Linked DNA regions of Homo sapiens: region 2 is linked to region 1. Evidence: chromatin contacts called from ENCODE Hi-C or POLR2A ChIA-PET data. All regions are on one chromosome and are shown on one strand. Each heading gives the region's core, a stretch centred on a gene start or an enhancer-like site at or near the end of the contact. The rest is flanking DNA. Distances are from core to core; before and after follow the strand shown.

What was found. Hi-C counts contacts between places; a loop is a spot of excess contacts on that map. ChIA-PET counts read pairs that join two places held with the same protein, here RNA polymerase II (POLR2A). Pooled maps may share reads with other maps.
Region 2: POLR2A ChIA-PET joins it to region 1 with 13 read pairs in H1. The contact joins the promoter of NCR1 here to the enhancer-like site in region 1. A Hi-C loop is called at or near these places in 1 of 50 pooled maps. POLR2A ChIA-PET finds 5 or more read pairs at or near these places in 4 of 52 experiments (GM12878, H1, HEK293 and 1 more).

The regions. Positions count from the first base shown.
Region 1 is chr19:54,432,471-54,436,663 of GRCh38, forward strand. It overlaps TTYH1 (tweety family member 1), which reads left to right. Exons shown (of 14, transcript NM_020659.4): 11 at 3,072-3,214; 12 at 3,358-3,403; 13 at 3,621-3,701; 14 at 3,863-4,193. The coding sequence ends at 3,659. Among named protein-coding and RNA genes, the nearest start is that of LENG8-AS1, 14 kb to the right of the region's middle. Within about 2 kb of position 1,985, at least 3 of the 41 ENCODE cell types and tissues checked have a DNase peak (open chromatin) inside an H3K27ac peak, as active enhancers do.
Region 2 is chr19:54,904,689-54,908,881 of GRCh38, forward strand. NCR1 (natural cytotoxicity triggering receptor 1) reads left to right here and starts at 1,460. Exons shown (of 7, transcript NM_004829.7): 1 at 1,460-1,533; 2 at 1,611-1,646; 3 at 1,835-2,119. The coding sequence starts at 1,500.

The DNA of each region.
Region 1 (4,193 bases), core at 735-3,234:
CAGCCAGCCCATGCACACTGAGGAGAGAGGGACCTTCCGGAGGGCCCCGCCCTCTGCCCCCCACAGCCAGGCAGTTGCCCAGTTTTGTCCTTTCTGCTTCTGGAATGTCTTCATCCATCTACTCTCAATGCCCAATGCCCCTGCCGCAGCTGAGGCCTCGTTCTCTCCCCTGCAGAAGGAAGCATGGCCCCCTCCCCATCCATCCCCCCATGGACCCTAGAATAGGGCTGCCAGATTCAGCAAACAGCAAACCACTCTGCTATAAGTACGCCCGGTGCAATGCTGGGGAGATACTTATACTAGAAAATTATGTATTGGGCATCCGATACTCAAATGTAACTGGAAGTCCTGAATTTGATCTGGCAACCCTACCCAAGAGGGATTTGTCTACGCCATCGCATGGATCTGAGCTTTCCCTGGTCTGGCTCAGACAGACCCCTTCTGTGGCTCCCACTGCCTCCCACCCTTCTGGAACTGGCATTCCAAAAAGGGAGTGGGGAGTAAGCACTGAAGCCATGCTCAGAATTGCTGACTATTGAGCTGAGAAAGGCTGGGCCCCCACCCAGCCCAGGGCTGCCCTGATCTTTTGCATAAGGATAAACTGGGGTTCAGGCGCTTTTCTGTGGCCTAGGCAGAAACTGGGCTGGAATACAGGCCCCCAGACTCCTTTGTGGAGGGAGGGAAGGGAAGGAAGAGGACAGATCACTCTACCCTTCCCTACCACTGCACCATGAGACCCTGGGTCTCCATCTCCCCTGTCAGTGTGCCAGGGTCCTCACAGATTAAAATCAAGAATAAGCGGCGGGGCCGGGCACTGTGGCTCACGCCTGTAATCCCAGCACTTTGGGAAACCAAGGTGGGCGGATCACCAGAGGTCAGGAGTTTGAGACCAGCCTGGCCAGCATGGCGAAATCCCATCTCTACTAAAAATACAAAAAAACTAGCCGGGCGTGGTGGCACACCCCTGTATTCCTAGCTACTCAGGAGGCTGAGGCACGAGAATTGCTTGAACCTGGGCAGTGGAGGTTGCAGTGAGCTGAGATCGAGCCACTGCACTCCAGCCGGGGTGACAGAGCGAGAATCCGTCTCAAAAAAAAAAAAAAAAATAGGAGGGGGCTAGGGATGGGTGCCTCGTGCCTATAAACCCAGCACTTTGGGAGGCCCAGTGGGGCAGATCAGAACTCCTTGAGCTCAGGAGTTCAAGACCAGCCTGGCCAACATGGTGAAACCCCATCTCTATTAAAAAAAAAAAAATCAACAATAAGGGACATCAGGGATGAGGATGAAGGAGGGAGGGCACTGGAGCCTAAGAGAATCAGCTCCAATATCGCTTCTGCCCCTTCCAGACAGTGTGACTCTGGGCAAGTAGCTTGCCTTCTCTGGGCTGCAACTTCTTTCCACCATTGCAAGAGGCGGCAGCGTGAGAGGGTCAGTGTCTGCCTGGCAGGGCTGTTGTGAGGATGAAGGACAGTGTGCATGTACCAATACTCTCAAAACAGAGCCTCCATTGCCCCGACAGGTCCGTACCCCAACCCTCACTGGCTTAGTAACAGACACCCCACCTCAACCAGGTGCTCCTGCCAGAAACTCAGGCTCTTAGCTCCCACAACCATTCTCAGAACAAGTTCTGTTGGCCCTTCCTCTGAAACCTATATGGACTCCCACCGCTGTTCCTACCACCATTGCTGTGCCCTGGTCCCCGCATCCTAGCCACCATGACCACAGGGGCCTCTTCCCTGTCCCCCCTCGCCTACCCCCGTCTGTCCTCCATGCAGCAGCCAGCCAGCCAGGTGATCCTTTTAAAACACAATCCGATCAAGTTCTTCCTCTGCTTAAAACGCTCAGTGATTCCCCTCAGACATGGATTAAAATCCCTGTTCCTCGCCCTGACCTACAAGGGCCTGGGTGGTCAGTCCTGGATCTGTCTGCCTCTGGCCTCAGCCCCTCCCAGCTTCCTCTGCACAGCCCTCTGCCTGGCTCCTTCCTGGAGGACCCATCCCTGCTAGTGGGGTTACCCGACCTACCCCTGCCCTGCACTGACCCCCGCCCTCCTACCTCGTTGCACACCAGCCTCTGAGATGACCTTCTCGGTCCTGTTTACCGAAGTTTCCTGGTACTGGGGGCAGCGCCTGGGGCAGAGCAGGCTCTGTCAACCCCCACTGAATACATACGCTGTGCAGGTGCTTAGCACTCGGTGAAGGCCGTTTCTGCTGATTTCTTGGGACGACAGTCATCAGAGCCAGCATTTGTTGGCATGTTGAGTGTGTATTGTGTGCGCGGTGTCATCTTGAGCCACTGGTTGGTTTTTCGACGTGCTGTTCCACGTGCTCTAGGCCAGTGATTCTGCCCCCAGGGACACCTGGCTGGGTGAGGAGTTCTGCCCCCAGGGACACCTGGCCGGGTGCCGAGTTGCTGTTGGTTGTCACACTGCAGGAGGGGGTGCTCCTGGCATCTGGTGGGTGGAGCTGAGTGGGGCTGCTCAGCACCCCACAACACACAGGGCAGCGCCGTCACCACAGAGAATGATCTGGCTCAAAATGTCAGCAGGGCCCAGGTTATGAAGCCCTCGCCCCTGGACCAAGGCGGAGCTGGCGGTGGCTGGCCTGTGGGCGCTTGGTGCAGGGGAGGATGCTCTTGCAGGAGGTGCCGCTGCCGGGAGGGAGAAGGGAAACGGAAGTAGCAGTTCTCACGTTCCTGGGTAGATGAAGATGGAGGAGAGGGCCCAGGGCTGGTGGGAGATGCTGGACTGGTTCTAGATGTGGGGTGCTGACTGGGGAGGACCCATGTGAAAGGGAGATAGGGGCCTGCAATGACAAGGGCGGGTGCAGCTCAGGAGAAGCCAAGTCTGGAGGCTGGGCAATTAATTCCTGAGTGCCAGGCCTATCACACCAAAGACCCCACTGTACCCACTGTATTCTCAGAACTGCCCTTTGACAGGGGAAACTGAGGCACAGAGTGGTCAGTTGACGTGTGCAGTACCACAGCCGGGAGGACGGTCAGACTGATGTGCACAGTGTGTGCCGATGGGGGAGGGGGTGGGGACGCATGGCCTGATGACGCCCTCCCCTCAGGACTATGGTGCAGCCCTGCGGGGCCTGTGCGAAGACGCCCTGGAAGGCCTGCTCTTCCTGCTACTCTTCTCCCTGCTGTCTGCAGGAGCGCTGGCCACTGCCCTCTGCAGCCTGCCCCGAGCCTGGGCCCTCTTCCCACCCAGGTCAGGAGCGGGGGAGGGTAGGGTCCTGGGGAGGGAAGAGGAGGGGCAGCACCTGGGGACCACGGTGGCAGTGGGGGTGGGGGGTGCAGCCTCCTGATGGGTCCCCATCCCGCCTCTCTGCCATGCCCCGCATCAAACCCCAGTGACGACTACGATGACACAGACGATGACGACCCTTTCAACCCTCAGGTACTGGATGCCTGGGTCTGAGGGAGGAGGGGCGGGGGGTCCTGAACTCCTGGGTCTGAGGGAGGAGGAGCTGAGGGCCTGGCCGCCTGGGTCTGAGGGAGGAGGGGCTGGGGCCCGGACTCCTGGGTCTGAGGGAGGAGGGGCTGGGGTCCCACAGTACAAAGCCAATTCCCACTCCATTCCCTCCTCTCCCCCGCTACCCCGAATCTCCTAGCAGGAATCCAAGCGCTTTGTGCAGTGGCAGTCGTCTATCTGAGCCCCTCCTCCCGGCTGGACTGGAGCCTGGCTCCCCTCTTCGGTGAGCTTCCAAGGGCCACCCCAGCTCCTGCAGCCGGGCCTCTGCCCCCCTCCCGCCCTCCGAGCTGCTCCAGGCATGGGCTGCGTGCCTCCTGCTGGGTGGATCGCACCGGGCAGGCCCTCCAGCCTGCATCACTGCCCTGTCTCTCCCTCTCTCCGCAGTTCCTTCCCTGGCTGCCGGAGGAGACCCCACTAACCCAGCCTGCCTGGGCTCTGACCACTAACACTCTTGGCCATGGACAGCCTGCACAGGACCGCCTCCCTGCTCTTGGCCACTGTGCTCCCATTTCTGTCCTTGGCCTTGGGAGTAGCTGAGGGGGCAGACTAGGGAGTAGGGCTGGCAGGGGAGGGGGCAGACAGCCTCGCCTCGCACCCTTCATCCCTGGCTGCCGGTCCCATCCTTGGAGGGACTAAGCTGGGGGTGGGGGACATGAGTCCCCCTGCTGCCCCTGCCACATCCCAGTGGGCTCTGACCCCCTGATCTCAACTCGTG
Region 2 (4,193 bases), core at 210-2,709, 470 kb after region 1:
CACCCGGCTAATTTTGAATTTTTAGTAGAGACAGGGTTTCTGCATGTTGGTCAGGCTGGTCTCGAACTCCCGACCTAAGGTGATCCACCTGCCTCAGCCTCCCAAAGTGCTGGGATGACAGGCCTGAGCCACCGTGTCTGGCCAGTATTTGGTTTTCTGTTTCTGTGTTAACTCGCTTAGGATAATGGCCTCTAGCTGCATCCATGTTGCTGCAAAGGACATAATCTTGTGATTTTTCAAGGCTGTATAGCGTTCTGTGGTGTATACATATCACATTGTCTTTATCCAGTCCACCTCTGATGGGACCTGGGTGGATTCCATGTCTTCACTATTGTGAATCCTGCTGCAATGAACATACAAGTGCATGTGTCTTTTTGGTAGAATGATTTATTTTCCTTTGGCTATATACCCAGCGATGGGATTGCTGGGCTGAATGGTAACTCTGTTTGTAGTTCTCTGAAATATCTCCAAACCAAACTGCTTTCCACAGTGGCTGAACTAATTTACACCCACCAACAGTGTATAAGTGTCCCCTTTGCTCCACAATCTCACCAGCATCTGTTAATTTCTGGCTTTTCAGTAATGGCCATTCTGACTGGTGTGAGATGGTATTGTTGAGGGATAATTTAGGAATCAGAGAGACCGAGGGGTTGAGGAGGATTTATTATTATTATTATTATTTAGGTGCACCGGCCCCAGTCAGATTAACATCCAAAAAGACTGAGGCTCGAACAGAGAGTCCGGTTACCTTTTAAGCATTTTGTGGGGTTGGGGGAGATCTGTGCAGGGGGAAGCATATTACAGAAGCAAGAAACAAAGGCAGTTATTCAATTGAGACATGCATCACATTATTCCTTACTTTTCAAGAAAAATATGTTTTACGACTTGAGGTTATCCTGTCTAGTGACCTTGCAGCCGCACGGCAAGAGAAACAGGGTCTTCACAATGCCTGGGAAAGGGAGAGATAAGGCTCACTAGCCACAGACAGAAAAACAGGCAGTTCATGTTTAAAGGACTCCACCTCTTTCTCTTCCTCGGGGGGAACTGGGTTTTCTTAAATACAACTGAGTTTTTGTTTACACATTCTGTAATTTCTTTTAATTCCTGTTCCAGTATCTCACTGTGAAACTCCCTATGTTTTTATACGATTCTCAGGGGGTTTCCTCTGGGCATGATTGGGCACAACTTCCCACAGTCAGCTCTGGGTACGACCTCCACATTGCAGAATTGAGAAGTTGACCCAGAAATGCATTTTGGGCTGAGCAGACAATTGTCAGAGTTGCTGGCTAGACCACAGATGTGTCAGAGGGACCACGGCCTTTCTGTAAGCTCATGGTCAGAGGCGGAGGGGAGTTGTGAACGTTCTGATGAAAGCAGTCAACGTGAAAGCGCTCTGGTGATGGGCGCTGGTGCTCACCCACCACTTCCTGTGTATCTATCTCCCTGGCCCGCCCGGCTCAGTCCCCACTGCTCAGCACTAGGCCGGCAGAATCTGAGCGATGTCTTCCACACTCCCTGCCCTGCTCTGCGTCGGTGAGTTCTGGCGTGGAAGGGGAATGGGATCACGGTGTGCCTGGGAGGCAACAGGTCTCATTACTCCCGTCTTCCAGGGCTGTGTCTGAGTCAGAGGATCAGCGCCCAGCAGCGTGAGTCCTTCCTTCAAAGCCCAGGGTCACTCTTCCGGATTCAGGCCAAGCTCCTTCCACCCAAGCACGGCTGGGGTGAGGGGACAGGGTGCTGGCTTCCCAGGAGAGCTTGGGGCCAGCAGCTGGGTGGAGCCTAAGGTTGGGGGGAGGGGGCTCCGCTGGAACTCCAGCCTCTGATTCCCTTCCAGAGACTCTCCCAAAACCGTTCATCTGGGCCGAGCCCCATTTCATGGTTCCAAAGGAAAAGCAAGTGACCATCTGTTGCCAGGGAAATTATGGGGCTGTTGAATACCAGCTGCACTTTGAAGGAAGCCTTTTTGCCGTGGACAGACCAAAACCCCCTGAGCGGATTAACAAAGTCCAATTCTACATCCCGGACATGAACTCCCGCATGGCAGGGCAATACAGCTGCATCTATCGGGTTGGGGAGCTCTGGTCAGAGCCCAGCAACTTGCTGGATCTGGTGGTAACAGGTAACTGTCCGGTTCTCTAACTGGAGAGTGATCTCAGTCTGCATCCGGGATGCAGCATCATCTATGAACTCTTCCAAGCCCCACTCAGACACTGCTTGTCTCGGTAGGAGGCTGGAAGGAGGGGTGATCCCCATCACAATCCTTGCCTACAAGGGGTTGTCTGCAGACCGTGTCTCTACGTCCTAGGAGCAGATGTGTCCTCAGTCAGTTTCTCCATGACACAGATTCTGAGATAGATATTTGTATGCAGGGGTATGACTGAGGAATGTCCTCAAAAACAATGCCTGTGGGCCAGGCGCAGTGGCTTACACTTTGCTTCCCTCACCCATCACAGGTGGTGGGTTTTTTTTTTTTTTATCTGTTTTGAGACGGAGTTTCGCTCTTGTCACCCAGGCTGGAGTGCAGTGGTGCAATCTCCAGTCACTGCAACCTCCACCTCCTGGGTTCAAGTGATTCTCCAGCCTCAGCTTCCCAAGTAGCTGGGATCACAGGCACCCACCACTACGCCACATTTTGTATTTTTAGTAGAGATGGGGTTTCACCATGTTGGCCAGGGTGGTGTCGAACTCCTGACCTCAGATGATCCGCCCGCCTCACCCTCCCAAAGTGCTGGGATTACAGGTGTGAGCCATCACACCCAGCCAGGTGGTGGTTTTCTAAAAAAAAAAAAAAATTAGCTTTTTTTTTTTTTTAACAATATGGTTGTTTATTATTATTATCAAGTATTATACATAGTTACATATACATACATAATTGTATGTGCTATACAATTAGGTTTGTTTATACCAGCAACACCAAAAACACATGAGCAATACTTTGTGCTAGGAAGGCTATGATGTCATCAGGCAATAGGAATTTTTCAGTTTCATTATAATCTTATGGGACCACCATCATATATGTGGTACATTGTTGGCCAAAATGTCATTATGCAGCTCACAACAGTATTTCATGTCCATTCAAATATCTTCTTTTGTGAAATGTCTATTTAAATCTTTTGCCTATTTTTAAATTGGGTTGCTTATATTTTGATTGATTAGGAAAAGTTATTTCTATATTCTGTGTCATATACTTGTGTTGAAATATATATATTTTTTGTCTGTGCCTTTTCATTTGCTCAGGGTCTTTGGACCTTGTTTGGAGGTTCTGGCAGGGGAACACAGCTACTCATTTATTCTTTTTTTTTTAATTTTTTTAGTATTTATTGATCATTCTTGGGTGTTTCTCGGAGAGGGGGATTTGGCAGGGTCATAGGACAATAGTGGAGAGAAGGTCAGCAGATAAACATGTGAACAAAGGTCTCTGGCTTTCCTAGGCAGAGGTCCCTGCGGCCTTCCGCAGTGTTTGTGTCCCTGGGTACTTGAGATTAGGGAGTGGTGATGACTCTTAAGGAGCATGCTGCCTTCAAGCATCTGTTTAACAAAGCACATCTTGCACCGCCCTTAATCCATTTAACCCTGAGTGGACACAGCACATGTTTCAGAGAGCACGGGGTTGGGGGTAAGGTCATAGATTAACAGCATCCCAAAGCAGAAGAATTTGTCTTAGTACAGAACAAAATGGAGTCTCCTATGTCTACTTCTTTCTACACAGACACAGTAACAATCTGATCTCTCTTTCTTTTCCCCACATTTCCCCTTTTTCTATTCGACAAAACCGCCATCGTCATCATGGCCCGTTCTCAATGAGCTGTTGGGTACACCTCCCAGACGGGGTGGCGGCCGGGCAGAGGGGCTCCTCACTTCCCAGACGGGGCGGCCGGGCAGAGGCGCCCCCCCACCTCCCAGACGGGGCAGTGGCCGGGCGGGGGCTGCCCCCCAACCTCCCGGACGGGGCGGCTGGCCGGGGCTTTTTTTTTTTTTTTTGAGACAGTCTCGCTGCAGTGCAGTGGTACAATCTCAGCTCACTGCAACCTCTGCCTCAGCCTCAATTCTCCTGCCTCAGCCTCCCAAGTAGTTGAGATTACAGGCATGTGCCACCACACCCGGCTAATTTTTGCATTTTTAGTAGAGACGGGGTTTCACCATGTTGACCAGGCTGGTCTCAAACTCCTGACCCAGGAGGTCGAGGCTTCAGT